3 separate regions of the Homo sapiens genome follow, and regions 1 and 3 are each linked to region 2. Evidence: chromatin loops called from intact Hi-C (ENCODE). Cell type or tissue: ascending aorta. All regions are shown on one strand. Links, peaks and the distances in the headings refer to the core of each region. The heading gives the core; the rest is flanking DNA.

What was found. Peaks named below come from ENCODE experiments on the same cell type or tissue, not always from the same donor. Only the 100,000 strongest peaks of a DNase experiment are listed, where the experiment ranks them.
Region 1: it touches region 2 in a loop (6-fold over the local background); 10 of 110 quality-filtered maps call a loop at or near these places.
Region 3: a loop joins it to region 2, with 5 times the contacts of the local background. A loop is called at or near these places in 4 of 110 quality-filtered maps.

What each region holds. Positions count from the first base shown.
Region 1 is chr6:90,369,462-90,380,174 of GRCh38, reverse strand. No RefSeq gene overlaps it. Among named protein-coding and RNA genes, the nearest start is that of MIR4464, 62 kb to the right of the region's middle. RefSeq lists an enhancer at 10,109-10,713. In ascending aorta, for the core only: no CTCF peak of the experiment used is centred there; DNase peaks (open chromatin) are centred at 3,844 and 4,124; H3K27ac peaks cover 2,037 bases.
Region 2 is chr6:90,093,394-90,104,106 of GRCh38, reverse strand. All of the region lies in intron 4 of BACH2 (BACH transcriptional regulator 2), which reads left to right. Among named protein-coding and RNA genes, the nearest start is that of BACH2, 200 kb to the left of the region's middle. In ascending aorta, for the core only: a CTCF peak has its summit at 5,972; DNase peaks (open chromatin) are centred at 5,276 and 5,826; H3K4me3 peaks cover 687 bases; H3K27ac peaks cover 6,550 bases.
Region 3 is chr6:89,823,923-89,834,635 of GRCh38, reverse strand. CASP8AP2 (caspase 8 associated protein 2) reads right to left here and starts at 4,756. Exons shown (of 10, transcript NM_012115.4): 1 at 4,530-4,756. RefSeq lists an enhancer at 5,067-5,256 and a silencer at 5,357-5,406. In ascending aorta, for the core only: no CTCF peak of the experiment used is centred there; DNase peaks (open chromatin) are centred at 4,825, 5,219 and 8,395; H3K4me3 peaks cover 2,630 bases; H3K27ac peaks cover 2,648 bases.

The DNA.
Region 1 (10,713 bases), core at 972-8,971, 280 kb before region 2:
AAAATACTATTTAATTGGTTTTCAAAGCAAAATTACAGAATAAACTGGATAACTATTTTTTTCCTCAAACCATCAACTGATTCCATATAATTAAACTGAGCCTTAAGCCATACTCAGGAGGAGTTCAGCTTCAGCCTCTGTTCTACATGGAGAATTTCTTCTGGTGTTAGGGGACTCATATGACAACCAGTATGTCACACAGGACCACAAAAATTCCAATACTCTAAATATAAAGTCTTCACAAGACAGTTGATCCAGTATGACAGTGGATCAACAAGTATAAAGACGAACTGAACTGACACAGAGAGCTGTACAACCATCGAATAAATGGTTATGGGGTTATCTTGATTATGAATAAATTTATTTCAATTTTTCTTTTTGCATCAAATATTTGTTATACAACAAATTCAAAAAACTTATTTTTTTCCAGTTGAAGAAGTAACTTCAGTTTTAAGATAACAGATAAAAAAACATTTTAAATCACAAACTGTGTTAAATATTTGGGGAAATAAGTTAGGCCGACCTCAATGGAAGCCAAACCTAGAGTTATAAAAATTGAATTGTCTCATATACAGCTGAATCACATATATTTTTTCTAATCAGCTTTACTGAGGTGTAATTTAAAGTGTGCTGCTCGTTAAGCTTTGACAAGTGTATACCATAACCAAGTTATAGAACATTTCCATCATTTCCAAATCTTTCCTCATGCTCTTTTATGGCCAGTCTCCATTGCATCCCAAGACCACCTCCCTGACAACCACAGATCTGCTTTATGTCACTATAATTTTGCCTTGTCTAGATTTCATATAAATGAAATCATATAGTAGGTATATGATTTTTTCTTCAGCTTCTTTCACTTAGCACCTTGCCTTTGAGATTCGTTCATTGGTTCCTATCAGTTCCTTTTTATTGTTAAATAATACTTTATTGTATGGATATATCATAATTAGCTTATCCATTTACTAGCTGATGGACATTTGGGTTGCATTCAGTTTGGGACTATTTCAAATAAAATTTCTATAAACATTCAGGTATAGGTCTTTGTGTAGACATAGCTTTTCATTTCTCATGGGTAAATAGGATTGGCAAGTCATATGGTAACTGTATATTTAACTTTATAAGAAATTGCCAAACTGTTTTTCTGAAAGTGGCTGTGTCATTTTGCATTTCCATCAGCAGCAGATGAGAGTTTTAGTTGCTTTACATTTTCACCAACACATGGTGTTGTCAGTGACTTTAATTTTAGCCATCTAGTGTATGTGTAGTGGTGTTTTGTTGTTTTCATTTTCCTAATAACTAGTGATGTAAGTATTTTTAATGTACCTATTGGCCATTTGTATATCTTCTTTAATTAAGAAAAATTAATGGTTTTAGAGTAAAGGTGGCCCCGCTTCAAAGATTGGTGAACTGAGGCCAAGAAAAGAAAGTATAAACTCTCACATTTATTCCACAGAGCCCCTGAGACAATGTCCTTGGGGAAGAAGTGAAAGGTTTTATTAAATAGAATTCATTTAATTAATGGCTAAAATTAAAACTGGTACATGTGAATTTCCACAATGTTATATATTTGATAGTCTATATATGTGTGTGTGTGTGTGTGTGTGTGTGTGTGTGTGTGTGTGTGTGTGTATATATATATATAGTCAACATAATGGAATAATTTTCAAATGAGAATAGACATCTAAATCCTAAATTAAATGATGGGAAGGATAACCCCTTAATGCTAATTCATAATACAAAAAATTCTAGTTTGGGTCAGACATTGAACATAAAGAGAATATAGCACAGTGGTTAAAAGTGCTGGCTCCAAAGTTGGACAGTGTAGATTCAAATCCTGGCTCTGTTACATGTGGGCATGTAAGCCAGGGTGACATATTGAGTTCTCTGAGTCTCAATATCTTGGTGTATAAAATGAAATTAATAGGCTGGGCACGGTGGTTCACACCTGTAATCCCAACACTTTGGGAGGCCAAGGTGGGCAGATCACTTGAGTTCAGGAGTTCAATATCAGCCTGGCCAATGTGGTGAAGCCCTGTCTCTACTACAAATACAAAAATTAGCCGGGTGTCGTAGGGGGTGCCTGTAATCCCAGCTACCTGGGAGGCTGAGGCAGGCGAATCCCTTGAACCTAGGAGGCAGAGGTTGCAGTGAGCTGAGATCACACCACTGCACTCCAGCCTGGGAGACAGAGGGGAGAGTCTGGAAAAAAAAAAAAAAAAGAAGAAGAAGAAGAAAGAAGAAAGCAAGCAAACAAGCAAGCAAGAGAAAATAATAATAGCTACCAGGAAAACTTGTTGAGTTTAACACATGTTAAGTGAGAAGGAAGGAAGGAAGGAAGGAAGGAAGGAAGGAAGGAAGGAAGGAGAAAGAAAGAAAGAAAGAAAGAAAGAAAGAAAGAAAGAAAGAAAGAAAAGAGAAGAGAGGAGAAGAGAAAAGAAAAGAAAAAAAGAAAAAAGAAGAAGGGGAAGGGGAAGGAGAAGGAGAAGAGGAGGAGGAGGAAGAGAAGAAGAAGGAGGAGGAGGAGGGGAGGGAGGGAGGAAGGAAGGAAGGAAGGAGAAAAGAAAAGAAAAAAATAATAGCTACCATGAAAACTTGAAAATTTGTTGAGATAACACATGTTAAGTGTTTAGAATAGTGTCTGGCATGTAATAAATGCTCAATAAACATTAGTCATTGTTATTATTATATGGACACTTAAAAGCACAGAATTGCAATAGGTACATATCAAAGCCTCTGAGCTAAAAACATACACAATTCACTCTGATAAATAGGCCTTTTACAAGCCCGACACTTGGAAAATGTCTATTTTCCATCTCAAAACATGTTTAACGAGGATTCGTTCTGCAAAATCATCCCATGTAATATGCTAGGTAAGTTGTCCTCCTTTCTAACAAGAGCAAGCACCAAGAAAACAAGGCTGAGGATAAGGTTTCCCGAAAACAAACCCCATAATTTGACCCTCTTCAACCCAAATAGTTGGCCAGTGGCTCCTAAGGAGTTTCTTTATGACATCCTGGACATGAGGCCAATGGCTTTTGAAGCAGCAGCTCCTATTCTACAGCTATACAGTAAGGTTAAAAAAATAATAAAAATTTTAAAAATCAAAAACTTTTAAAAAACACTAATAATTCAATATTGCATTTAAATTAATATTTTAATAATCATTTCAGTATCTACATTCTTGTGGAAAATAGAACACATATGTGTCAGATGGTTATTCATTAAATCATTTCCAAATGCTAGGACCCTTGTAATCAGTCCAAGTGCCCCCAAGGTCTGGAGCTCATACATGGTGAAACTCCATGCTAGAACACACATACAGATTTTCTCAGCCATGGCTCTCCTAACAGGATTTTTTCCATGTTGTGTTTAATGATATCCTCTTGCACTAAGATCACAACGTTTTCCCCGAGAGTTTTATGTTTATCATGGGAAGTCATTGTAGAATGTGTGTACAACCCACAGATGACACTGTGAAGGCCTCCCAGCACAAGGGAGACTGATTCCTTCAAATATACCAATTCTGTTTGCGTTCTTGACTGTGGCTTCTGACTTCTTCCTTCTGATTCTATCAGATCCCTTCTGGAGCTGGTCCTAATTGCTTTTCACAGAGGATGCAAACTGGAAAGTTCCTACCTATTCAGCGAAGGCACTCCAAGTCCTGGGCTCTTTTCTCCTCGGGGGCAAAGATGAGACTTCTCTTCTGTAGAGATCACAGGTGCATCTGTACAGGTTGGAGTGCTCCCCCAACCCTGGACCCCTAGGAGCAGCCGTGATTTGTGACACAAGGCCCCACCCGTTGATCTACTCTTCACACAGCCGTGGAGAGCCAAGAACTGGGAGGGAGGTGAGTCAGTGATGAATTTTTCTTGAACAGCAAAGACCAATTGGTGGTTCGCCTTTTTAGTAAATTCCAAGATTCTGGAGTCATTTAAGTCCAAAGGGGAAATTTGTGAGACTGGGGGAAGGGGAAGTAGTGAGAAAATAGAAGCAACAAAAATATGCCTCCAGTGTTCTCACTGCTCATTAGACCAGCACAGAGCCAGTTCTTGTATGGCCTGAATAACTGGTACTTTTTATAAGCAACTGAAGAGCTATAAAAAGCTTAACATTTAAGAAAACAACAAACAGCTGTGGCTAGTGAGCAAGGAAAATCTGAAGAGTGAGCCTGTCTGGGTGGCAGGAGGTCACACTGCTTCATGAGGAAGTACTAAAACATCACTAACATTTGCTACATCAGTGTGTTTCCCTGGTTGGTCACACTTCTCCTTCCCCCCACCTCAGCCCCACTCTCCTATCAAAATAGAAGAACAAATATACGTCACCAGAATGCTCAGCAATTATTTCCTGAAAACAGCATTTCTTTTACATGCGCTTAATCATGTGTTAAGCAGCGGTACACACGAGGGGATCCTGATCAACAGAGTGAGCAAACACCCATGTGTGAGTTTGGTTCCCAATGCATTTGGGCTGAGCCTCACTGACCCGGGACCCCTGGGCTTAGTTCACGTGCACCTTGAGGTTCTGCACAGCTGCCTTTCCCTTTAACGGAAAATGCCATCTGCAGGACCAGAGCTAGCAACAGGCAGCAATAGCTCTCCCAACTTCCTCTCATACTAATCCATAATAAGCTCAATGATAAGGCAATTACCAGTGGGAGGCAGTAAGGTAAAGTGATCAAATATATCGGCTTTGGCTTCTCAATTCAAACTCTAATGCTTACTACTGGGTGACCTTGAGCAAGTTAACTAGCCTTTCTGTGCATTAGTTTCCTTAATAGTAAATAGTAAGTCAAAATTATCTTCCTCTGGCCTTCAGCTGAGTCTTAGGTGGGCTTGTTAGACAATGCTCTAGGCTGACTTTGAGAGGCACACAATCATCTTTCCTTATTTCCAAGCTTTAGATAACTTTTCTTAACAGCACATAATAAATGTCACTTGGGACAAATAGAAAGTGAACAAGAAAGTGGTAGGCCTGAATTCAATCATATCAACAATTACGTTAAATGTAAGTGGACTAAACACTTTTAACAAAAAGGAAGAAATTGTCAGAGTGGACACAGAGCAAAATTCAAAACTAATACATTTCCTATAAGAGATACACTTTAAATGTAAAGATTCCAATCAGTTGAAATCAATTGGATGGAAAAAAGATACGTTATGCAAACAGTCTATATAGGAAGGCTGGAGTGGCTTTCATAATATCAGATAAAGCAGACTTCATTACAGAGTTTTGCCAGAGGAAAAGAGGGGCTTCTCATAATCACAAAAAACATGACAATTACAGATGTATATGTACCTAATAACAGCTTCAAAATACACAAAGTAAAAATTGACAATCTAGACAATTTACAATCACAGTTAGAGATTTTACTCCCCTCCCATAGCAATTGACAGAAAAACTAGACAAAATATCTGTAAAGATGTAGAGGATCTGAATAACACTATTAATAAATATCAGCTGCTATAATTTTCTCTTTCGTTTGATTCACATCTTCAGACATCTGCAAAGCTGCCAGTTCTGGCCCTCTAGACTCTGTGAGGAAGCCACTAAGGCCACTGTCCCTTCAGGAGACACAAACACATGGATGGCATCATGCTGCAGGAGACTTTCAGAGCTTAGTCTATGGAGAAAATGCTGAATGGTGCAAGGCTGCATCTTTTTTCCTCCTGAACCTGTTTCATATGAATCGATTCTAGGATCACCAGTCTGTCCCCACAGTCATCCTGCCATCTGCTAGGCTTGGTAGCTGTTGCCGGAACACTTAGGATCCTTCCCTAAGATGTCTAGAGTGTCGTCACAACAGATGTTTAACCATCAAATTCCACACATGTTGCCTAGGGCAAGTCTTCCATATGAGGACAATGCTGGAGGTCATGTGGGATTTAAGAATCTTTGAAAGTGTCCATAGCAAACGAATTTATTATATTTTGGCTCTGTCTTTTAGGTGAATTCTAAACAAATATAGCCCTCATTTATCTTTATATCCTTTACCAACTACTCTGATCTAATTGAAGTTTGTCTTTGAAGGAAAAAAATAATTGACAAAAAGTTCGTCCTTTTGAAGAGTGTGAAAGATGAGGTTTCTCTTTAGAAATCTTTTCTACCAAGGGCTGTGTAGCTACATTGCAGTATTAGAGCCTCTGGGGAATTATATGTGTGATACAATGGCCTTCTTATCCCAGGTGAATTGGGCAAAGGCTTCCCCAAATAACTTATTTTTCATTCACTTGAGACACATAAAGTTTCAGTTAAAGGATATGCACACAGAGAATTTCACATTTCCAAGTTTTGTGGCTTCTGTATGTTGGCATCTCTAACCACCATCAATCCCCTTTCCAGAAATTCCACTCATCCCAGCAGCCGTTACCAGGCTGAGGCCACAATGGAGGGCAAAAGCTAGGGGGTATGAATGTGGGCCATTAGAGGGGCCTTTGCAAAGGTTCTCTTTAAGATCCATAATTTAAATGGATACCTTTTGTCCATTCAGGCACAGATGGGGATAACAAAAGATCATGGCATTAATGAGGTAGAAAAGCCATTTCTGAATTGCGAGGGCTCTAGTCTCAGGATGGCCTCCTAACACAGCAGCACTCCCAAGAAAGAAGTGCCTACTACATTTCAAACCCTTCAACTTTAATCTCGTCGACAATTTTCATGTTTTCTCCTTAAAAAGCATTATGAGCATACACCTCCCAAATGACAGTACCAAAACCTAGTCAGCTACAGAAAGCTTGGCCATTGATAAGATATATTTCCCCTTCAAGAACTTGTTCACCTGGACTCTTCCTCCATGGATATACCATTAAAAATATACAATTCTAATATTCTCCACTTCTTTAAGAGAGTATTATACTTTACTGACCAAAAGGAGAATCCAGATGAGTATTATGTTTTACTGACCAAAAGGAGAATCTAGATCATCCCATGATTAATCTTTTCAATGCTCTGGAAAGGCAAATAGGTGGCAGGCACAAGGGGAAAGTGCTTACATGAACACATTTTTTACTGGAACTTGTCCTATTGCAAAGCTCTTCTGCCAGATTCCATTAGGAAATTGCAAGCAGATTCATATATCCAAGTGCTCCTCTCTCTCCTACTCATAAATATATAGACATCATATGGCAGGGAGGGGGGATGAAGCTGATTCTCTCATGGCATACCCTTGCACAGCAGACGTGTAGGCAAATGCAAATACCGAACATAGTAGTTCATGCATATGTGCACATGAATATATATCATGCTATTACTACTCATCAATGAGATTCCAAGTAGCTACCAGAGGGGAGAGAAAAGTCACAATCAATATAGCAGTACTTCAGAATGTCAATTAAAGACAGCGATAAGAAGACAGGCAGGCTGCCCCCAGCAATACAAAAATAACAGGAACACCTAATGATTGATTAGGGGCTGGGCCAAATTTCAGGTCTGAACTCATCACAAATTATGCTACGAGCTCATGGGGGAAGGTTCCAATTGGCATTTTTGAGCCACACGTCCCATTCCTTTGATACAGACATCAGGACTGTCTGGGAGATGATTGGAGAAAAAGCCCAAACAAGAAACGAATTCAGGAAGAGCTGTTTCCCATCCAAATGCTTTCAACTTTCCTGAGAACTCTCTCAGATTCTTTAAAACGGGCCAATAGTATTATTCCACTTTACCATTCTGGTTCTTATTGAAGGGCAAAGCCAGCATGCAGAAAGATAAGGAATAGCAAATGAAAATGTCAGTGGGCAGGTAGGAAGGTTGTAACACGGGAGAGTCTTCCATCTGGAATTGTGGATGAAAAAAAAACTATTTTTAAAGGAATACCTTTTAAGATTTTTTTCCATATTCTTCCAGGAACACTTAGGTCTTGTCCTTTTATAAACAAAGACCTACATTTAATTATAGGCATATTGTATGAAATAAAAATGTATAGAACTTCTAGACTCCAAAATATATAGCAGTGGTTCCAGTTTTCATTACCAGAAATAGCTAAAGGAAATGAAAAGCAGGTGAGAGAAGGTTTCCCTGAGCAAGGCCAGGGCTTCATTTTAATTCAGCTGCGTGGATGGCCTGCCATTGCCCCCTGGCCTCACTGCTCGCACACTCAGAGGTCAAGCTATTAAAATCAACCAAAATGCTCAAATTAATTTCTTTTAGACCCCAGCCCTATAATGCTTGCCAACAAAAGAACACTTCACTGACTTCTGGCAGGAGCGGCACTAAATCTCTGCAGTAGGAAATACAGTTTCTTCTTAGATGACACAAAATGTTTGGGACATAAGCTTTGGGGATCTCAGAATTAAAGAGAACATAAAATTATATTTGGGTGGGTGATAGAAATCTAAAATTAGTTCCGTATTTCTTCTATTGGTAAATTAAATTTTAATGGAATATGGTATAATGTGGCTTGTCGATATTAGCAATTGTTTATATCATGTTAATATCTGATAATGTCCCTTGTGACTACTGCTTGGAGAAAAGGAAAAGTGAAGTGGATCTGAAGATGTACCTTTTTTCCTTCTTATAAATAACCCTCATTTGCTTTTTTTATGTTCTTTAAGCAGCCCTTTTAATTCTTTGAAAATTTAGAATTGCCCAAGGATTAAAAAAGAAGTCGTTAGCATCTGCTTTGAATATATATACCAGAGATTAATGCCCACAGAGAAAATATAAGGAATAGCATATTCATTGGACAGGATTCTATTTGAAGTGCCTGTTGTAGGACAGTCCTTTCTTCATTTGCAGCCCTGCTCTGGCACTATCATTAATGGTGATTTCAGTAGAGAAAAAGGATCAGGAAATGGGTTTAAGCCCTGGTTCTGCGACTTATTGGTCGCTAACCTTTGACAAGTCACTTAACCTCTATAGAACTTAATTTCCCTATCTGTAAAATGAGGGATTGAACTAGATGATTTCCAAGGTCATTTTCTGCTATAACATTTTATGATTCTAAGTATCTGGCCCTCTTGGAAAAAGCATATATGGGCTGTGCTTATATGAATTTAGTATACTTCACACTCTAATGAGCTAAAAAGACCTTAAAGTGACAAATGATTATAACTAACAATAAAAGGATAAACATGATGTTAATGAATGAGTTTGCTCAAAATTCATCTTCTTGTAAGAAACATTAGCACAATATTGGTTTATAGCTATAGTAAACTTTAGAACCCAGGCCCTAGCAAAAGAAGTCCCCAAAAAGAGAGATCAGAATCTTACCTTTAGTGCTTAAACTCACTTGCTCCAGTGATCTCACACAGTGAATGTCCCAAGAATGCTGACTCTCCCTTACTAAGCCTCTAATCCAACCAGGAGAAAGGCAATAACTTCATACATGGATGTGCAAAGCTCATGGATGGATAGAAATGAGTCCCTATTAAAGGAATGAGTTCTTACATCAGCTGATCAATTATACCTTCAAGGCCAATATGCTCTTCTTTTGTAGCTGGAGTCAGAGATAAAGAGCTTCAGTCCACAAGGCTGACACCTCCCTAGTACCCAGAACTAACCCAGAACTCCATTTCCTGTGGAGCCATCCTTTCTGCTCATCTTATTCTTTGACTTCAGTGACTCAAGTGAACCTTTATTGCCTAGGTTCATTCTGATTCACACGAGGAACTTTTAAATGTTGTAAACAGCACAGATAGAGATATGTACACTGCACTCACAGGGGTGTGGGTATACATAGCTGTGCTCAACCACGTGCATGCTCCCTTTACAAGGATTGATGTCAAAAAGAAAAACAAGCTCTTTGAGCAACCTCAAAAGCTAAACTGAGTCTTAAAATTTTAGATACCAAATTTACCTTCTAGTCCAACAATTTTGTTAAAATTTCATGTTTTGCACTGTTAATGATGGCATGCTTGTGTGGCATTTGCATTCATAAATGCAAATGTATTTACATGGCATTATACCCAGATGATTAATAAATTGTTTGGTTAACTACTTTGTTTTAGGCTAGTGAGTCTCTATTATTTTTAAATAGTTACTCCTTCTAATATGAAATATATTCAAACTTTTTTAAAACTGAAATTTTCTTCTGGACTTAAAAAAGAGACTAACATTGATTAGCACAAAATTTCAAATGGATCCACTAGTTTTGTAATAAATTAGCTCTGGCTGATATGGAGAAGGCGATGGGTTGAATTCTGTCCCCCTCCTGTCCATTCTTATGTTGGAGTCCTAACTGCCAGGACCTCAGAAATGTGACCTTATTTGGAAATAGGAGCATTGCAGGTACAATTAGTTAACATGAGGCCATACTGGAGCAGAGTGGGCCCCTCATCCAATGTGACTGGTTTCTTCTAAAAGGAGGAAATTTGGAGACAGAGACACACAGGGAGAACGCCATGTGGAGGTGAAGATAAAGAACACAACGGTGCTTCTACAAGCCAAGGAATGCCAAGGACCTCCAGCAAACCACCAAGAAGCTCAGGGGGAGGCACAGAACGAATTCTTTCTCACAGACCTCAGAAGGAACCAACGCTGCTGACGCCTGGATCTCAGACTTCCAGCCTCCAGAACTGCCAGGGAATACATTTCTGTTGTTTAAGCCATTCAGTTTGTAGTATTTTGTTATGGCAGCCCCCAGGAAACTAATACAATAACTAAATTTGGAAACTTTCTCTTGGCTTTTTTTTTTTAATTATCAAGAACAAGTGCCTCTAACAATTTGTATAAGTCTGACTTGTTCATCCTACTAACTACAAACATGCACACATA
Region 2 (10,713 bases), core at 1,407-9,406:
GGAAATAATATCAGGGGACCCTTGATACCTGCGGATTTTATTTGGTGCTGATTAAGGGTCAGTATGTCCCTGTGATGCATTTGGCCCCCTCTTTGCCACTTTGTCGGTCACTGACCAGGCCACTTCACTTCTCTACACTTCATTGTCTGCATCTACAAAAAGTGAACAATAATTCATGCCTGTTTCTATTTCAAATGGATGTTTTCAGGACAAATTTGTAAATACATATATGAAGAACAATCAAAATATCCAGTCAGTCCTTTTTCCAGTAGAACTTCATTTAACTCTCCAAGAGCTTTTGTATATTACCAAGAAATAGGATTCAGACTTCCCTAAGTTGACAGAAAAGCATGAAATCTGTTTCTAACAGATGTTCCCCATGATCCCCCAAACGTAAACATGTTTTCAAGATGATAGTGAGACAACCTGTTTACACAAGGAAGTACTTTAAAAAGCAAACAAAAAAGCATCACCCAGAGCAGTCATCGTGATCAAAGTGCCGTCAATTATTAGGGCGTAAAGGGAACTGATGACTCAACTTAGCACCACCGCGGTCTCCAGATTTCAGTTTCGTAACAGAGTTTCTTTTCAGGAATATTCTTCATTTACACACAAATCCGATTTTCTTTCTAAATTGTTTCTCGATTTTTGTCAAACCGAAATACCAGGATCTCTTCAAAAGATGACTCCGATAACCAGATAATGCTGAGATGAGCATCACACGGACACACTTCGCCATGGAGAGCAGGGTTGCTACTCCCTGGGATCTTGGTGCCTGGGAGGAGGGACAAGGTCTTCCACACAGCAGCTCCTGGCTCTCTCTGCTCCCACACCTCCCCAATTAGTCAGATGCAGCATAGAAACTCTCAGACTGCATGGTGGTAGAAAATAACTTTCTAAATCAATCAAAGTGTGATATTTTGATCCTTTCACATGCCTGGGTATTCTGGGCAAATGCATGCTCAAATCAGTGACTCATGGATCAAGATGCAAAGTAGGTCTCTGAATGCTGGCTAGAAATCAGTTTTTGAACCTGAAGCAAAATATAGTCTGGTAAAAAAAAAAAAAAAAAAAAAATATATATATATATATATATATATGTATTGTGTCAAATTTAGCAGTTTTTGTGCAAGGTAACTACCACTGCCCCTCAAAGTATTGTATATTAGGAGTCAGCCCTGAGTTGGAAAGAAGAAGTAGGTTAGCAGAGGTGTCTACATAAAAGCCCATAAGAAGTCCTAACTGAATGGAAGGTCCTTTTATTTTTATTATTATTATTATTATTATTATTATTATTATTATTATTATTATTATTTGAAATGGAGTTTCGCTCTTGTTGCCCAGGCCAGAGTGCAATGGCGCAATCTCGGCTCACTGTAACCTCTGCCTCCTCGGTTCAAGTGATTCTCCTGCCTCGTCCTCCCGAGTAGCTGGGATTACAGGCACCCGCCATCATGCCCAGCTAATTGTTTGTATTTTTAGTAGAGACAGGGTTTCACCATGTTGGCCAGGCTGGTCTTGAACTCCTGACCTCAAGTGATCCACCAGCCTTGGCCTCCCAAAGTGCTGGGATTACAGGCATGAGTCACCACGCCCAGCCCAGGAGGGCACTTTTTGAAAGGTTCATTCAAAACTCCTTTAGAATGTGGTTTTTCATTGAAACAAACCCTTTAGATTCCCTTTGAGAATGGCGAGGCCAGACCCTGTGGCATCCTCAATGAATGATACCCCTTTAAACAGACTTTAGGGATAGGCTGGAAACCTGACCTCTTTTTATAATACCACTTCTATGGAAAATAGATTCGTGTCTCACCATGTATCCTGGAGTCCCAGGAACTTTTCAAATCATTATATGGGCTGTCAGCAGCAGTAGGAATGCCACCAAGACCATAACCCAAAAGCAGGATCATTACCCAATGCCACAGGAAGGGGACAAATAATAGTATGAGCTCCTTATATTTATAGTGAAGTTTTAAGTCATGGGTTTTTGTGCCAGGATATTCCTGTGATTCAGAATACTTAAAAATACTTGACTGCAATTCATTAGAAGAAAAAATAAACCACACACGAAAAAACCTATTAGAATGAATAATAAGATCATCAGTTTTGCAGGATGAAAGTTCAGTCTACAAAAATCAATTTCTGTACCCTAGCAAGAAAAATGAAATTACAAAAACAATTCCATTTACATAGCATCAAAAATAATTAAATATTCAGGAATAAATTTAAGAAAAGAAGTGCAAGACTTGAACACTGAAAATTACAGAATACTATAGAAAGAAATTAAGGAAACATAAATAAATGGAAAGACATCCAATGTTCATAGATCAGAAGACTTGTTAAGATGGCAAAACTATCCAAACCTATATAGTCAACACAATCCCTATCAAAATTGCAGCATTTTTGCAGAAATTGACAGGCTGATTTTAAAATTCATATGGAAATGCAAGGGACCCAGAATAGCTAAAACAATCTTGCAAAAGAGGAACAAAATTGGAGGACTCACACTTCCTTTTTTCAAAACATCCTATAAGATAGTGTAGTCTTGAATACAGTACACGTATGCTCAAAGTTTTCAACAAGGGTTCCAGAACAATTTGATGAGGAAAGAACAGTCTTTTCAACATATAGTGCCAGGACAACAGGATATTCACACACAGAAGAATGAACTTGGACTTATACCTTACACCATATACAAAAATTAACTCAAAATGGATCACAAAAATAAATGCAAGCAAAAATTCTAAAACTCTTAGAAGAAAATATAGGGATACATTTTTGTGACCTTGCGTTAGGCAGTGGATTCTTAGATATAACACCACAAGTACAAAAGACAAAAGAAAAATTAGATAAATGGGACTTCATAAAATTAAAAACTTCATGCTTAAAGGAAACCATTAAGAAAGTGAAAAGATGGTCCACAGATGGGAGAAAATACTTACAAATCATGTATCTGACAAAGGATGTGTATCCAGAATATATAAAGAATTCTTACAGCTCAATGCTCAAAAGACAACCCAGACAAGTAATGGACAACTAAAATATGCATTTCTCAGAAAAAGATATACAAATGGCCAGTAAGTGAATGAAAAGATGTTCAGCATCATTGGTCATTAGGGAAATGCAAATCAAAATTATAGTGAGTTACCACTTTACCCCCACTAGGATGGTTAAAGTCTAAAAGACAGTAATAAGTGTTGGTGAGGATGTGGAGAAATTGGAACCCTTATACATTGCTGGTGGGATTGTCCTGCTACAGCCATTTTGGAAAACAGTTCCTCAAAATGTTAAATACAGAGTTACCATTTGTCCCAGTATATTAGTTAGGGTTCTGCAGAGAATAGAACCAATAGAGGGTGTGTGTGTGTGTGTGTGTGTCTGTGTGTGTGTGTGTGTGTGTGTGTCTGTGTGTGTGTGTGTAGAGAGAGAGAGGAAAGGGACAGATTTATTTTAAAGAATTGGCTTACATGATTGAGGAGACTAGCAAGTTCAAAATTTGCAGGGTAGGCCAGCAGGCTGTAGACCCAGAGAAGCATCGATGTTGCAGTTAGAGTCCAAAGGGAGTCTGCTGTCAGTATTCCTTCTTCCTGGGAGAGGTCAGCCTTTTTTCTTAAGGCCTTCAACTGATTGGATGAGGCCCACCTCATGAAGAGTAATCTGCTTTATTCAAAGACTACTGATGTAAATGTTAATCTCATCTAAAAAACACCTTTGTAACGACACCCAAACATGTTTGACCACAAGTCTTGGTATGGTGACTTAGCCAAATTAACACATAAAATTAACCATCCTACCTAGCGATTTCACTTCCAGGTATATATCCAAGTAAATTGAAAACATGTCCAAATATGTCTAACCATACAAAAATGTTCTTGGCAGCATTATTCATAATAGCTAAAATGTGGAAACAATCCAAATATCCATCAACTGATATAAATGGATAAACAGGATGTGGTAGATGAATATAATTGATTATTATGCAGCCATAAAAAGGGATGAAATATTGACATTTGCTACATCAAGTGTGAACCCTGAAAATATGGTAAAGTGAAAGAAGCTAGACACAAAAGGCCTCATAATAGATGATTCCATTTATACAAAATGTGTAGAATAGGAAAATCCACAGAGACAGAAAGTAGATTGGTGGTTGCCAAGGGTTGAAGGGGAAAGGAAATGAAGAGTAACTACTATGGGTGTAGGTTTTCTTTTTTGGATGATGGAAATGTTCTGATATTAGATAGTGGTGATGGTCGCACAACTCTGTGAATATACTAAAAAACATTGAATTGTATATTTTAAAGGTGTGAATTGTATGATATGCTGATTATATCTCAATAAACCTGTTAAAAAATGCCTAAGCCTCCAAACGTAAGTGGTCCTGGCCACCTAATAGAAAGCAGCAGGAGTTGCTTCTAAAATATAGAATGTATGCTGAATCCCATATGTGAAGAGTTAGAAGGGAATGAAATGATCATCACCATTTACTAGATACCTTCTGTGTTTCAGAAGCTGTGAACATATCAGCTCTCTTAGTCTTCCTTAAAAAACAAAAACAAAAAACATAGCCAGTTTTAAGGGCACACACCTGTAGTCCCAGCTACTCAGGAGGCTGAGGCCGGAGGATCGCTTGAGCCCAAGAGTTCGAGGATGCAGTGAGCTATGATCACGCCACTGTACTCCAGCCTGGGTGACAGAGCAAGACCCTGTCTAAAAAAAATAAAACAAAAGCATATGTTGGCTTTAATCTTCCTTGTTTGTTCACATCAGGAAACTGAGCCTTTGTTCAAATTGCTTGGCCAAAGTCAGCTATGTTGGGACTAGACCTGGGTCTCTCTGACTTTAGGCTTATTCCTAATTCACTGCCCCACACTTCTCCTGGAGGAGAAACCCTGTCCCGAACTGAACAGAGAGTGGCACGACCTGCCACTTAGAGAGGTGGGCAAAGTCTTCCCAAGAACAAAGGTATGAAGGCTGAAGTATGCTTTTGGAGAAAAAACAAAGGAATTAAGTGCAAACGGGAGGCCGTTGCTTTTATGATAAAGAAAAAAAAAACAGGTTTAATTTTTAAAACAAAAGTTCCACAAGGACCACAAGGAAAGTGACAGGAAGACAGAAGGGACCACAGGATCCAAGATTGCCAATTGAAAAGCAAAACCTAACACTGGGGTAGAGCCAGCATGTCATGGACCAGTAAGAGAAATGAACGTTCCCAGAGTAGCCAGCTGAATTGGGGAGAGGCCTAGCCGTGTTGACAGTCAGTTGGACCAGAAGCCACGTAGGGGTGTTCCGGAAGCTGAAACAAGTCGTTTCTCATCCAGAGACAAAAGTGGCCCCAGAAGAAGTTACCCTGGATGCTCCATGGATCAGGATCCAGTACAGGGGCTTGTAGACAAAGAGAAGTACTGGAGTTCTTTTACAAGAGATTTTAACCTGAGGTTTATGGATTCTTAGGGGGCCTACATCGTCTTCAAAGGGTCCTTGAGCTCTTGCTATCATGTGGAAATGTTTTGTGTCTATGCGTCTGGTTCTGGGGAGAGAGTCTTCAGGTTTTTAAAGAATCTATGTCAGGAAGAAGATATTTAAAAGTTATTTAAATGTTTCTCTTAAAGCGCTAGGCTAATTTTCTGGCTGTGTGATAGATTGTGTTAAATGGTCTGGCACTCCTAATTTTTGGAATAAAAATGAATTCTTAGTGAATGATCTCACAGCCTGCAGTGCTGTCTGATTCTGTCCTGGCATTTGATAGAACTTGTTAGGGGATTAGGTAAGACAGGATGTTGGTACATTTGAGGTCATTAAACCAAGAAGGGAAGGGTGGGGGTTGCGGGGGGGGCAAAGAAATCTTGCTAAATATATTGTGGAGCTGAACTAAATGCTGAATAGCTAAGGGACATTCTTTGTGTTCTGTGCCAAGACTTTAAAACCCTGTTTAGAAACAGACTAGAATGATGGAGACAGCTCCATCTAGATGCAGTGCATTGGTAAATGCCTGTCTTTCCAAGAAATACTATTTTACTTGTCCTTTTATGGAGGAGGCGTGGAAGGCTGTGATGTACTGGGTTGTATAACATTTTTGTAAGCGGATACAGCTAGTATAGAACCTAGAGAAACAATAAAAGCCGCCTTTTCACATGGTGTCTCACAGTTCCCGTTTCATTACTAGGAAAATAATGAATATGTCACAGAGAAGCTAATTCGTATGAAAGGTTTTTGTCAGCTGAAATGCATGCCCAAAAGTTTATTTTCTACCTGTCTTTTCTTTCTACTTCTTTTTTGTTTCCTTCACTCTTGTTTTGGATGTATAGTTTTAGAAAATACTCACTTTAAAAATGTATTGGATGGATAGTGGTGAAGGCTGTACAACGAAACAAATGTACTTGGTGCCACTGAACCGTATACTTAAAAATGATTAAAGTGGTAAATTGTACGTTTTGGATATTTTACCATAATTTTTAAAAAGTATATCGGCTAATACAGAAGGAAAACCCACTTACCCTTTGAGGCAAGAATTCCAAGTATCTTTATGTGGTAAATGCCACACCCTTTCCCACACGTGGTATGAATATGTAAGTCGTAGGGCAAAGTGTGTATGGGGTAGAAGTGCTCATTTAAGCATTGCATGGTCCCCACTCTGCCACTCACTGGCTATGGGACCTGGGACCCTATATCCCAAAGCAGATGTTAAGCCCTCCACAAATGCTGCCTTCTTCCTCCTCGGTCCATTACTCACATGTTGGTTTTTCAACAGTACAGTGAGACAGTGGGACTCAGTGATCTCCAAGGTCCCTTTCAGCTCTGCTGATCCATAGTTTAAACTCACTATTTTTAAAAAAAATCTATAGAACACTATGAAAATTCTCGTGGACAGATGTAGTCCACGGGCTTCCCATGTGGACACACAGCAGCTTTTGCTGCTTCTGACTTTCTCTCTCCTCTGTTCCACATTCTTTCTCTTCCCCAGCCTGCCAAGAGTCATCCATGAGCTTGGACCTGGGAAGAGAGGGCAGACAGGAGAAAGAAGTGAGGTGGCTCAGGACAGAAGGCTGGGAAAGAGCCTGGTGCTGGATGTCAGGCTGGACTAGGGATGCATGCAACAAGCCAGGAGTCAGCCCTGACAGTGCCACATGGTTATGGGTGTGATGGAACCCAAGGCCGTGGCCCCAGATTATCTGAAGGGTATGTGACCACAGGAGAAGTAAGCACGATTGATTTTTATACGAGGTGGATGGTGGTGGGAATGTAGAGATTAGATCCAGGGAGAGAAGCTGAGCTCATCGTGTGAGGAAGAGCCTCTGTTGGGGAAGAAGAGGCTATGTCAGGAGGTGCAGCAGGAGAAGAGGGCCAAGGGCCAAGTGCAGGTGTATGCTCAGTCTCCAGGCAGGGTTCAAGCTGAGAGCAGATGAACTCTGGCCTAGGACTCGAGGGCTGGCAAAGGCAGATCCCCAGGGCAATGTCTCTCCTCTGGTTCCTCTATGTGTACCTGTCACTGTACTCTGCAAACACTGATCTTCATTCATGTATTGGTGTAGCCATTCATTCAAGTTTGTGCCAGGCACTATTCCAAGTGTCAGGTATCAATGGTTAGCAAGAGAAGCTAGGTCCCTGCTGCTGTGGGTCTTACATGGACCAAGAGAGAAGATAGGTAATTATACAGTAAATAAACATGTGGATTTTGGTTATCCCTTGATGGAAACAAGCAGGGCAATGCCTAGCTGTTTGGGAGAGGACAGAGCACATTAAGGACAGTGTCTCTGCAAGTGACATATTTGAACTAGACCTAGTGAAGGAGAAGTAACCAGCATGGCTAAGGGTTGTGGGAGGGAATTCTAGGCAGAGAGAGAAGCAGGTGGCAAGGCCAGGCAAGGGCTTTGCATAGTCAAGGGACAGAAACGACACTGAAATATATAACAAGTAAGAAATTATGCTTCATGAACTATAACCATTTTAGCACTAAAACTCTTCATACAAATAGTTAAATTGCTGTGGGACCTGCAGCCTTGTCAGTTTACTTTCATGTTTTACTGGTGGCACATGGGAAAGTGGTCATGTTTCCTTCGCAGAAGAAGGATGTAGTCTCCCCACATTGTAGAGGAAGGCAGTGTTGTACAGGAAAGGAGGTAGCCTTGACAGGCCAGCTTGGATTCAGATTGCATGTTGTCCTGTCTCCAGCAGTATGACCTTAAGCAAAACACGTTGCCTCTCTGAGTCAGGGTTCTCTCATGTACCAGAGAGGCTAATAATTCCTGTAAAATTTCTAGCACAGTTCCTAGCAAATAGATATTTTCAGTAAATGGAGATGATGAAGGCGGCAGTGGTGGTGGTGGTGGAGATGATGATGATGATGATGGTGATGGTGATGATGTATCAATACAGGCTAGTATTCCAATTTTTATGTATAAAGTCTGCAGAAATCCAAGAATTATTTCAAATTATGTACTTTCAACACATTTCTATCACACTTTTTATTTTTCTGGCTTGTTAGTGGCAAGTAGTTCTGCCTGCACCATCCTTTTATGATAGAAGTGAAAATCTGATAACCTCTTTGTTGTATTTGGGAACTTAAACACCTTGAATGTCAAATAAGTGAATTTTCTAGCTTTGGTTCTTCAGCTAGAGTCCCAGAACCTGAAATGTTGAAGTGGAAACTTTCAGAGCTGTTTAATCTCAATTAATGTTCGCCATCCTGTCTGAAATAACTGCATCTCCCTCCCCACTTCTTTCTCTGTTGCAGCAAAAAAGCCCACTTTCTTTCATCACCTTTCCATGCCAGTAGAATAAAACACAAAAGCCACAAGATCTGTGGTTCAAAGGGGTTCTGCCTTATACAAGTGTCTGTTTAAATTCTGTTTGAAAGATAAGAGTTTAAAAAAAAAAAAAACTTCATCTCTGAATTTCCAAAAAATTAACAATTAACATCAATTGACCTCTTTCCTTTTGAACCCCTTCAGCCATAAAATGGCGTGCGACTACTCCACTTAGTGTTTCTGAATATAAATAAGGATTTCAGGGCCACTCTCAAGATGTTTGTTACCAAAGCTGTCATCAGATTTTCAGTAATATTTTTATATAGCCTGGAACCAGCTGAACGTTTGAGATTTGACCTTTTTAAAAAGAAGATAATGGTATCTAAATGCAATTTGTATTTTTAGAACTAAGTTTTGAAGTCTTATTTTGTTTTCTAACCATTGTATTAAATTGTCTTTCTACTCAATCCAGAGGGGAAAAAAGTGTGTGTGTGTGTGTGTATAGTTGTGGAAGAGTCACTTATTAGCCCTAAAAATCAAAAGTCTGACTTAGGGCAGGGGAACCAGAAGTGGCATGGTGAAGCTCGAAAGATTGGCTGACTGGTGTCATTCCCATTGAGATGCTGAACATGATCCCCTTGGGATGCTGAGCAAAATCAGATTGTTTTATTTGGTAAATTTTTTACCTCCAGTGATAATATTAATACAATGGAGAGAATTAGCTTAAAAATTCTGTATCCCAACATGCAGTGTCCCGTCCTTGAAGTTTAGGCAAACCTGGATTCAGTTCAAACCTGAATATCATGTTTTGTGTTTTTTCTGTCACTCCAGATCCCAATAAGGTAGGAAGAGGTGATTAGGATAGGAGAGAATTGACAACAGGAGGACATTGAGAGCAACACTGGAAATCAGATCATTAAACCACTTTTGTGTTTCTTAGAAATTATGTTCTTGGTATTAGATTTGTAATGTAAATAGAAATATTTTCACCTGTAGTTTCCTGGGGACAGGCAAATGGGGCTTTCCTCATCAAATCCCATTAAAGCCACTAAGAAAATCCTAGCTAAGAGTTGAGTTGGGATAAAGAATTCAATCAGCCTTACTTATACAAAAAGTACCTTCTAGAAAACCTGATCATTTCACAACTAATTGGTAAGAACACTCCCTTGCCCACCATTTGCAGCTGGAGACCCACTTGTACTTTTTCTACGGCTGTTGCTGTAATTGAATACCATTTACTTTTCTTAGCTTCAGAATGCGGTTCCTCGGACTTTTCTTTTTAAGTAAGGTTAAGATTATGCAAGAGGTAGTTACCTACAGATAATTTCCCATATCTGGGATATGTTACTTTACTTGTAAGAGAATGAATAGTAACCATTCAGATACCTCTTTTTAAACTTTCCCCCAACTTCTCTAACAGTAAATACGAAGAAATGAAAAAGCAGTGCTTTCATGCTTAGTGTAGCATTACCATATCTCCTCACCCACCTTTTCCTAAGAGCAGTCTGGTGAGCTACTTCAAGATTTTGTGAGGTCTTCGGAAATCAATCTAGCCGCAAAATGCCACAAGGCAGGAAGTGTCCATGGTACTCTTATTCACCATTGTTCTGAGACACCTAAACATGGCCCAGCACCTAGGAGAAGGGCAGTGAATACCTATTGAAGGACTATATTGGGTATTGTCCTGTGGGCTTCTGGAGTCTGAAATAGGTCCAAGAAAACTAATATGTGAAGCCACCTAGGGCTGCACTGTCCAATCAGCTAACCACTAACAATATGTGGCTATTTAAATTTCAGTTGATTTAAATTGACTAAAGTTAAAAATTCAGTTCCTCACTCTCACTAGGTACTTTTCAAGTGCTCAGTATCCTCATGTGGCTGCCATATTGGACAGCAGAGATATTGAATATTTCCATCATTACAGAAAGTTGTGTTAAACAGTGTTAGTAGAATAGCATTAGTAGAGGCC
Region 3 (10,713 bases), core at 1,760-9,759, 270 kb after region 2:
GCCAACACGGTGAAACGCCATCTCTACTAAAAATACAAAAATTGGCCAGACATGGTGGCACACACCTGTAATCCCAGCTACTTGGGAGGGTGAGGCAGGAGAATCACTTGAACCTGAAAGGAGGAGGTTGCAGTGAGCCGAGATCATGCCACTGAACTCCAGCCTGGGCAACAAAGAGAGACTCCATCTCAAAAAAAAAAGGAAATATGCACTTTTTTTTTTGAGACAGAGTCTCACTCTGTCACCCAGGCTGGAGGGCAGCGGCACAATCTCTGCTCACTGCAACCTCTGCCCTCCGAGTTCAAGCGATTCTCCTGCCTCAGCCTCCTCAGTAGCTGGGATTACAGGGGCCTGCTGCCGCGCCCAGCTAATTTTTTGTATTTTTAGTAGAGACAGGGTTTCACCATCTTGGCCAGGCTGGTCTTGAACTCCTGACCTTATGATCCACCCGCCTCGGCCTCCCAAAGTGCTGGGATCACAGGCGTGCACTACCGCACCCAGCCCTATATATACACTTTTAATGTGTAACTTTTGTATGCTGAATGGTACTTTTTTTTTTTTTTTGCTTTTGAGGGAATTAATAAGATATAATTAATTGTGTCTTAACTTTTGAAAGAAATTTTTAGATGGAGGCAACTGGGATGTTTGTGATAATAGATAAGAAAGACACCACTGACCTGTAGTTAAATTGGTTTGAATTGCAGATATTCATTATTGAATTTATTCCTGTTTTCTCATACTTTAGAAAAGACACCTGAACAATAAATGAATCCTGGATAGTGTACTGTCCTTCAAACAATGAAGTGATATTAATACTTGCCTGCAGGAGATGCATACTACAGGAGAGAACCCTTAGACTATGTCAGGCCACACTATGAACCTCCCCCCACCTGCCTTTTTTCTCCTTTATGTTTCTGTTACCGTACTAACATTGTGGATTAACGACACTGAAATTCTGCATAATGTGAACAGGATAAACTATTTATAAATCGAAAAAAAAAAAAACAACACAGGGCTTCTGCAGGGAATATTCTTTCCTCAATATTCTACTTTCACTTAGCTCTTCTTTGATATTTTGCTTAAGCCATTTTGAGTCTCCCCTGTCCACCCTCTCTTCCCACTAAGTCAGGCCCTCTGTTATATACTCTTACCCCATTGTGTCCTTTCCCTACATGACCTCTTCTTGAAGTTCATGATTCCATTTTTGTGGGATTCCTGGAGAAATGTCCATCTCACCCAATGGACCACCCAATGGTTCTCCATAAAGATTAGGACCATCCCTGTTCTGTTCCCCAGCTCTCACTGTATCCCCAGCTCTCAGCAGGCCTAGCAGAATGGCAAGTAATAAAAGAATATCTGTTGAATTAAAGAAATACCCAATTTGTTAAAGATGATTCTCATGTTTCTAGCTTTGGAGGACAGTCATGCTTTAACTGCAATGGACAACCAGTGAAGTCATGTTGAGTTATCTGTAGGACATCCAGATAAAGATGTCTAACAGCAGCTGGGGGTGGTGGCTCATGTCTGTAATCCCAGCACTTTGGGAGGCCAAAGCAGGTGGATCACGAGGTCAGGAGTTCAAGACCAGCCTGACCAACATGGTGAAACCCCGTCTCTACTAAAAATACAAAAAAATTAGCTGGGCGTGGTGGTGCGCACCTGTAATCCCACACTCGGGAGGCTGAGGCAGGAGAATCGCTTGAACCTGGGAAGCGGAGGTTGCAGCGAGCCGAGATCGCGCCATTGCACTCCAGCCTGGGCGACAGGGCAAGACTCCATCTCAAAAAGAAAAGAAAAAAAAAAAAGGCCGGGCGTGGTGGCTCATGCCTGTAATCCCAGCACTTTGGGAGGCCGAGGCTGGTGGATCACCTGAGTTCAGGAGTTTGAGACAAGCCTGGCCAACATGGTGAAACCCCATCTCTACTAAAAATACAAAAATTGGCTGGGCGTGGTGGCATGTGCCTATAATCCCAGCTACTCCGGAGGCTGAGACCAGAAGAATCGCTTGAACCTGGGAGGCAGAGGTTGCAGTGAGCTGAGATCGTGCCACTGCATTCCAGCCTGGGAAACAGAGCAAGACTCCGTCTAGGGGAGAAAAAAACAAAAAACAAAAAGATGTCCAACAGCTGGAAATGTCATACAGAAAAGGCATGGTAGGTATTATGATTTGGGACTCATCAGCACCTTAGTGATACGTGAGATTACACTCTTGAAATCATATAGGCCAGTGATTCTCCTGGAAGGAGAGGAAGGAGAGGAGGAAGAAAAATGTATCAGAATCTCTTGGAAAATGGGTCTTTTTCACTTTTCCTCACCTTCTCCCATTTGAGGATCTCGATATATGAGAGTTGCTACCGACAGAAGTGATGCACCTGTGAAAGTGTAGAGGCAAAATTTTCCAAGTTGAGAACTATCATGCTGAAAAAGAGTTTGTATTGGGAGGCCGAGGCAGGCGGATCACCTGAAGTCAGGAGTTCAAAACCAGCCTGGCCAACATGGTGAAACCTCATCTATACTAAAAATACAAAAATTAGCCTGACATGGTGGCACACACTTGTAATCCCAGCTACTGGGGAGGCCGAGGCAGGAGAATCGCTTGAACCTGGGAGGTGGAGGCTGCAGTGATCTGAGATCGTGCCACTGCAACTCCAGCCTGGGTGACAGAGTAAGACTCTGTCTAAAAAAAAAATGTTTGGCCGGGCGTGGTGGCTCAAGCCTGTAATCTCAGTACTCTGGGAGGCTGAGGCGGGCGGATCACAAGGTCAGGAGATCTAGACCATCCTAGCTAACAGGGTGAAACCCGTCTCTACTAAAAATACAAAAAATTAGCCAGGCGTGGTGGCAGGCGCCTGTAGTCCCAGCTACTCGGGAGGCTGTGGCAAGAGGATGACATGAACCCGGGAGGCGGAGCTTGCAGTGAGCCGAGATCGTGCCACTGCACTCCAGCCTGGGTGACAGAGCGAGACTCCGTCTCAAAAAAAAAAAAAAAAAGTTTGTAAGCAGATTTACTCATGCATAATCTTTTCTGGGACAATTCCAATGGATTCAGATGTGAAAGCAAAGTAGACAGGAGAAGGATCACATAGCCTTTCGTTATAGGCAGTCTGAAGGAAGTTTTCTTTTTAAAATTGAGAGAATGTGGCTGGGCGGGGTGGCTCACACTTGTAATCCCAGTACTTTGGGAGGCTGAGGGCAGTCTGATCACTTGAGCCTAGGAGTTCGAGACCAGCCTGGGAAACATGGCAAAACCCAGTCTCTACAAAATACAAAAATTAGCCAGGCATGCTGGTGCACACCTGTAGTTCCAGCTACTTGGAAGGCTGAGGTGGGAGGATTGCTTGAGCACAGGAGGTCAAACCTGTAGTAAGCCGAGATCTTGCCATTGCACTCCAGCCTGGGCTATAGTCTCAAAAAAAAAGGAAAAAAGAAAAAGAAAAATCATTACGAAACTGAGAATGTGTCCTTAATGTAGACGCTAAAAGACAAAAAATAAAATTTAGAGAAAAACACAAGCATTTGTAGAGAAAAACAGGAAAAAGCCAGAGAAGACAGTGTATTTTTACACTCATGGGAAAGGCTAATACAGCAAGACCCCAGAAGAAGAGGTAAGGGGCAAATACTAACAAAAGCTATCATATACGGCACATTTACTATGTTCCAGGCACTAACCTAAATGATCTAAATACATTATTCACTTAGTTTAAATCCTCCCCAGAGTTCTATGAGGTCCATATTATTCTTTTCCCCATTTTACAGATGAGGAAAACACAGACGATCAAGAAATTTGCACAAGGCAACCACCTGGTAAGTGGCAGAGCTGAAATTAGACCCCAGGTCTGTCTGTAAAGCAAGATGGCCAAAATCAAGAATATTCAATACAATATAAATGTTTTTGGAAAGAAGGCCATCTCTTGTAAAACGGAACGCCAGGAAAAGATAATTGGAGGGCATAGCGGGGATAGGAAGGGAGATGGGAGAATCCCTGCCATGAAAGCCTCTGTCCCCCTCCAGTCAAAGAGGCGCTGAGGGAGATGGGGGGGAAAGGCCTTGAGGAGAGGCGAAAGGTTTGCTGCTGGAGGTGTGGAGAATGGAAAAAGACCAAGGAAGAGTCGAAGAGTCAAAGACAACTTGATGCCTGAAGCACAAATGCTCAGCTCCTACGAATCCTACATTCACATCTGAGTTAGGGCCTACTATGTGCTAGGAATGAATCTAGGCGCTGTAGAAATGAAAAACTTATTTAGGCATGTTGGTTTGATGCCTAAATAAACATTTCAGAAACAATCAACATCAATGATCACCTGACACTCCAGGAAACCCATTTCTCCAAAGAACTCCATCCGAAAGATTTTAAGAGTATATTCCAAGGAGAGACTGGATGGTGGGGGGGAGGGGCAGGACGAGAGGCCGAAGGGACAATTCCTGGGCGCGCCCACCCATAGTCCCCGCCCAGACCCTCTCGAAGGACCACAGAGGGACGCAGGGTGCAAGCCCTGAAGCTGCACCGGGGGCGGAGGGAACGTGGCTACCTGCGGCCAGACGTCAGGCGCGGCCCTTCCCCGACCTACTTGGCCGCTCCAGATGGACTCCCTCCGACTCTCTGGTTTCCCAGGGGCAGCCGACCTCCACTCGGGGGACTACCGCGCCATGCAGCCTCTTCCTTAGCAGTCCCTCACGGACCGGGCCCCTACGACAACTTACCCGCCCTGCCCGGCCCAAGACAACCCGGTTCCTTTCTGCCCACCGAGGTCTCCCTGGCATCTCCACCAATACCAGAGCGCTATCAGGGTATGGAGGCGGGACTGAGTGCCTACGGCCAATCATATCAGACGCAAAGCACGTCGCAGCGCCCACAACTAGTTCCCGCCTTTGGAAGGGAAAAAAAAAAACACGGTTGGCGCCAAACTCCAGTAATCTTCCTAGGGCTTTAAGAGAGAGGGGCGGGGTGTAAGGTGGCGGGGAAGGCGATGGGGCGGGGCTTCAATAGGAAGGGGCTGACCTGAGTGGAGGTAGGGGCGTGGCCTGAGAGAAGCTTTTTAGTGAAAGACAGGAAGCCTTGAGAGGTCTGTCATTTATTTAATACTTTATCTTAAAATTCTGCTGTCAGCTGCGTGCGAGACAAAGTGCTGGGCTCGATTACGATGAATAAATTTGTTCCCTGCCCTCAGACGCGTTCCTGGATGATAGGCAGACAAACAACTTAGCTTCGGATGTTGGGAGCCTTAAGGAGGGGATACTAGTCTAGCGGGGCAGGAGAGAGAAGAGCTTTTTACAGGGTGGAATACCTGACTTGCCTTATAGAACCTGTAGGAATGGGGGGTGCCGGTAGGTCTAGCCTCAGGAGCTCAGCCTGAGCATTGATAGGTGCGAAAATAAGGCCACCTTCCTCGGCTACTTATAGTCTGCCTATATTCATCCCTACCCATTTCCTCGTTTGTCCACTTAGCTTTTTTTTTTCTTTTTGCTTTCAGACAGGGTATCGCTTTGTCGCTCAGGCTGGAGCGCAGTGGAGCGATTTCGGCTCCCTGCAACCTCCACCTCCAAGGCTCGAGAGATCCTCCCACCTCTGCCTCCAGAGTAGCTGGGACCATAGACGCGAGCGACCACCACCCCTGGCTGTTTTGTTTCGTTTTGTTTCTGAGATGGAGTTTCACTCTTGTTGCCCAGGCTGGAGTGCAATGGCGCGATCTCGACCCACTACAACCTCCGCCTCCGGGGTTCAAGTGATTCTCCTGCCTCAGTCTCCCGAGTAGCTGGGATTGCAGGCATGTGTTACCACGCCAACCTAATTTTTGTATTTTTAGTAGAGACAGGGTTTCGCCATGTTGACCAGGCTGGTCTTGAACTCCTGTCCTCAGGTGATCTGCCCAGCTTGGCCTCCCAAAGTGCTGGGATTAAAGGCGTGAGCCACCCACGCCCGGCCACCCCTGGCTAATTTTTTAAAATTTTTGTAGAGATGGGGTCTTGCTATGTTGCCCAGGCTGGTCACGAACTTCTGGGCTCAAACAATCCTCCCACCTCAGTCTCCCAAAGTGCTGGGATTACAGGTGTGAGTCACTGCACCTGACCCCATTTAGTCTTAACTGCCATATCAACCAATTTATTTTTATTTTTATTCTTTTTTTTTTTTTTTTGAGACGGAGTTTCACTCTTGTCACCCAGGCTGGAGTGCAGTGGTGTGATCTCAGCTCACTGCAACCTCCGCCTCCGGGGTTCATGCGATTTTCCTGCCTCAGCCTCCCAAATAGCTGGGATTACAGGGGCCTGCCTGGCTAGTTTTTTGCATTTTTAGTAGAGATGGGGTTTCGCCATGTCGGGCAGGCTGGTCTCAAACTCCTGACCTCAGGTGATCTGCCCGCCTCGGCTTTCCAAAGTGCTGGGATTACAGGCGTGAGCCACCGCGCCTGGCTTTATTTTTATTATTTTTTTAGAGACAAGGTCTCAGTCTGTTGTCCTAGCTGGAGTGCAATGGTGTGATCATAGCTTACTGCATCCTCAAACTCCTAGGCTCAAGCAATGCTCCTACCTCAGCCTCCCAGGTAGCTGGGACCACAGGCACACAACACCACACTCGCCTTTCTTTCTTTCATTTTTTTTTTTTTTTTTTAATATAGACAGGGTCTCGCCATGTTGTTGCCCAGGCTCGTCTCCAACTCTTGACCTCAAGCAATCCTCCGACCTCTGCCTTCCAAAGTGCTGGTATTACAGGTATGAGCCACTCCACCTAAGTTATGTATTTTTATTTGCACATATGCATGGCTTTTTTTTAATTAATTAATTAATTAACTTTTTTTTTTTTTTGAGTTGGAGTTTTGTTCTTGTTGCCCAGGCTGGAGTGCAATGGGGCGGTCTCGGCTCACTGCAACCTCCACCTCCCAGGTTCAAGTGATTCTCCTGCCTCAGCCTCCCAAGTAGCTGGGATTACAGGCACCTGCCACCAGGCCTGGCTATGTTTTTTGTATTTTTAGTAGAGATGGGGTTTCACCGTGTTGGCCAGGCTGGTCTCAAACTCCTGACCTCAGGTATTCCGCCCGCCTCGGCCTCCCAAAGTGCTGGGATTACAGGCGTGAGCCACTGTGTCTGGCCGGCTTTAATTTTTTTAATAAGAGCTTTACTGGGATATAATTTACATACTATATAATTCACCCAAATAAGTTGGGTGTGGGAGGGTGTTAGATACACAGTCTGCCTCTGTCACCCAGGCTGGAGTGCAGTAGCACAATCGTAGTTCACTGTAACCTTGAACCCCTGGGCTCAAGAAATCCTCATGCCTGGGCCTCCCAAGGTACTGGAATTACAGATGTGAGCCACTGTGCCTGGCCCCAATTAAACTGTTGAGTTTTCAGCACCATAAGACAGGGTGAGAAAAATAAAAACTAAATTAATTAATTACTTTTTGAGTTTGTATTTTTATAACCTTTCACTTTTGAACCATGTAACTGTTTCACATATTCAAAGACTGAGTTAAATCAGAAAGAAAAAAATCCTAAAATGGAAAATTATTTGAAAAAGTTAAACTGTAAAAAGAGAGAAATGTAACCATAGAGAAAATAATTCCTTGAAGTGACATTTAAACATAGTGCTCTAATTATTGTGAGACAAAGTAAAAAGGGTAAGAAGCCATTTTGCTCATTTCTGCTTGCCATCTAATTTCACAAAGCCCCTCACTCTGTGAGGAAGTGCAGCTCTCTGAAAAGATGCTTTGAAGGCAAACCAGGATAGTGCACACAGCCCCCAACATCTCTTGCCTGAGTCACTATATTGCTTAAAGGAGGAATATGGACGTGCGCAGTGGCTCACGCCTGTAATCCCAGCACTTTGGGAGGCCGAGGAGGGCGGATCACGAGGTCAGGAGATCGAGACCATCCTGGCTAACACGGTGAAACCCCGTCTCTACTAAAAAATACAAAAAATTAGCTGGGCATGGTGGCGGGTGCCTGTAGTCCCAGCTACTAGGGAGGCTGAGGCAGGAGAATGGCGTGAACCCGGGAAGGGGAGCTTGCAGTGAGCCGAGATCGCACCACTGCACTCCAGCCTGGGGAACAAATCGAGACTCCGTCTCAAAAAAAAAAAAAAAAAGAAAGGAAAGGAGGAATATAGTGCCTTTTCCTACACATGAGATAACGTCTGATAGGGTTAGTGATTATGCCTCTGAAATCTATAACTAGATGTACTCCTGCACCAAAACTTTAATGTGATTTTGCACATACTGAACCTCCACCACAGGTATATAAACAGTGGGCTGAAATACTGTGCTGCAGCAGTCTGACAGAACTCTGAAGGACAGCTCCTGGGCTGTAGACCTCAGTCTATAGTCCTCGGTACGACTATAGACTGAATAAAACTAACATTTTTTTTGAGCTGGAGTCTGGCTCTGTCCCCAGGCTGGAGTGCATGATCTCAGCTCACTGCAATGTCTGCCTCCCAGGTTCAAGCAATTCTTATGCCTCAGCCTCTTCAGTAGCTAGGATTACAGGCGTGCACCACTATGCCCAGCTAATTTTTGTATTTTTAGTGGAGACTAAAATACAACATGGTGAAACTCTGTCTCTACTAAAAATACAAAATTTGCCGGGTGTGGTGACGCATGCCTGTAATCCCAGGTACTCGGGAGGCTGAGGCTTAAAACATAAACTTTCTCAGTGGATTTATTGACACAGATAACAGTCTGTTAAGTGAAAAAAGTTGTCTTGGAGTAGCTCTCTTCCTGGTACAGATAGCTTTACTAACAGAAATTTCCTTTGTGAGTATAAATTTCCTTTGCAAAAGGGTAAGTTTATACTTTATTTTAGGCAATTGGGGAGGTAAAGACGTTTCACTGAGTTGGCTGGTTCTGATTTTTCTTTACTTCAAAATAATCAGTATGTCAAAATGGTCTGTTTCGGGGTTGCACGTTCTGAACCTCTTTAACTTAATCAACAAGCAAAAATTTCTTACAGTTCTAGAGGCTGGGAGATCCAAGATCAAGGAGCCAGCAGATTTATTGTCTGGTGAGGGCTCCCTTCCTGGCTTGTAGATGGCCACCTTCTTAGTGTATCCTCCCTTGGCAGAGAGAGAAGGGACTCTAGTCTTTCCCTCCCATTATAAGGGCAATAATCCTATTATGAGGACTCTATCCTCAAAACCTCATCTAAATCTAATTACCTCCAAAAGGTCTCACTTCCAAATACCATCACACTGGGGTATTAAGACTTCAACATACGAATTTTGGAGGTTCACAAACATTTAAATCATTTTGCCATTTCTTATAATTCACAGTTTCCCCTCCCATACTTTTTTCTTAAATTTATGTCTTGAAAAACCTGAGTTTTTGATCTGTAGAATCTTTCACAGTCTGAGTTTTTCTGATTATAAATTCATGGTGCAGCTTAACATATTCTATCATCTTCATTTTAAAAAATCGACAGCTGGGGCCAGGCACAGTGGCTCACACCTGTAATCCCAGCACTTTGGGAGGCTGAGGCTGGCGGATCACTTGAGGCAAGGAGTTTGAGACCAGCCTGGTCCAACATGGTGGAACCCTGTCTCTACTAAAAATACAAAAATTAGCCAGGTGTGGTGGTAGAAGCCTGTAATCCCAGCTACTTGGGAGGCCGAAGCAGGAGAATCGCTTGAACCCAGGAGTTGGAGGTCACAGTGAGCTGAGATTGCGCCACTGTACTTCCAGGCTAGGTGACAGAGCAAGGCTCCATCACCCCCCCCAAAAAAAAAAATTGACAGCTGGATCAGAGGTTTGATCCTTTTGGTAAGACTATAGGTAGCATTATGTTCTTTCAGCAAGAGCTATCTAAAGTCTGGTTTTTTTTGCCCCTTTTGCTATGTTAGCAGCCATTGATACTTAATGCCAAGATTAATGGATTAACTGGGAGTTGCAAAATAGTGGTATTCTAATTTTGTCAATTCTTTTTTTTTTTTTTTTTTTTTTGAGACAGTCTCGCTTTGTTCCCCAGGCTGGAGTGCAGTGGCACGATCTCTGCTCAGTGCAAGCTCCGCCTCCCAGATTCATGCTATTCTCCTGCCTCAGCCTCCCAAGTAGCAGGGACTACAGGCGCCCACCACCACGCCCGGCTAATTTTTTGTATTTTTAGTAGAGACGGGGTTTCACTGTGTTAGCCAGGATGGTCTAGATCTCCTGACCTCGTGATCTGCCCTCCTCGGCCTCCCAAAGTGCTGGGATTACAGGCGTGAGCCACCACACTGGCAATTCTTTTTCAAATTAGGTGGACTATTCTCAGGAAGAGACACTTGTCATCATCTTCTATTTAGTTACCCAGTGGTACAATTCACATATGAGAGGCAGGATACATTTTTATATTTCTCCCTTTATCAGCTTTCAAGATTGACTTCTTACTCTCCAAAGGCAACAAATTTTTAAAATTATTAGTATTATATTAATGGGTTAAACTAATAGGTTTTGATTCATTATAACTGCTATCTTTATTAAAGCTCAGATTGTATCATCTTTGGTCAATGGTAGCATCTACAAGTTGATACCCAAGTTCTCTTTACATGACACTCATAATTTTTTTCAAAAATATTAATTTTCAGAGGTCACCAATGGCCGTTGGGTGGGCACCACCAGCAGAGAAAGTAGCGTAAGACTTAAGACAACTTAACACATTTAAGACCAGGCATAGTGGCTCATGCCTATAATCCCAGCACTTTGGGAGGCCAAGGCTGGAGGATTGTTTGAGCCCAGGAGCGGGAGACCAG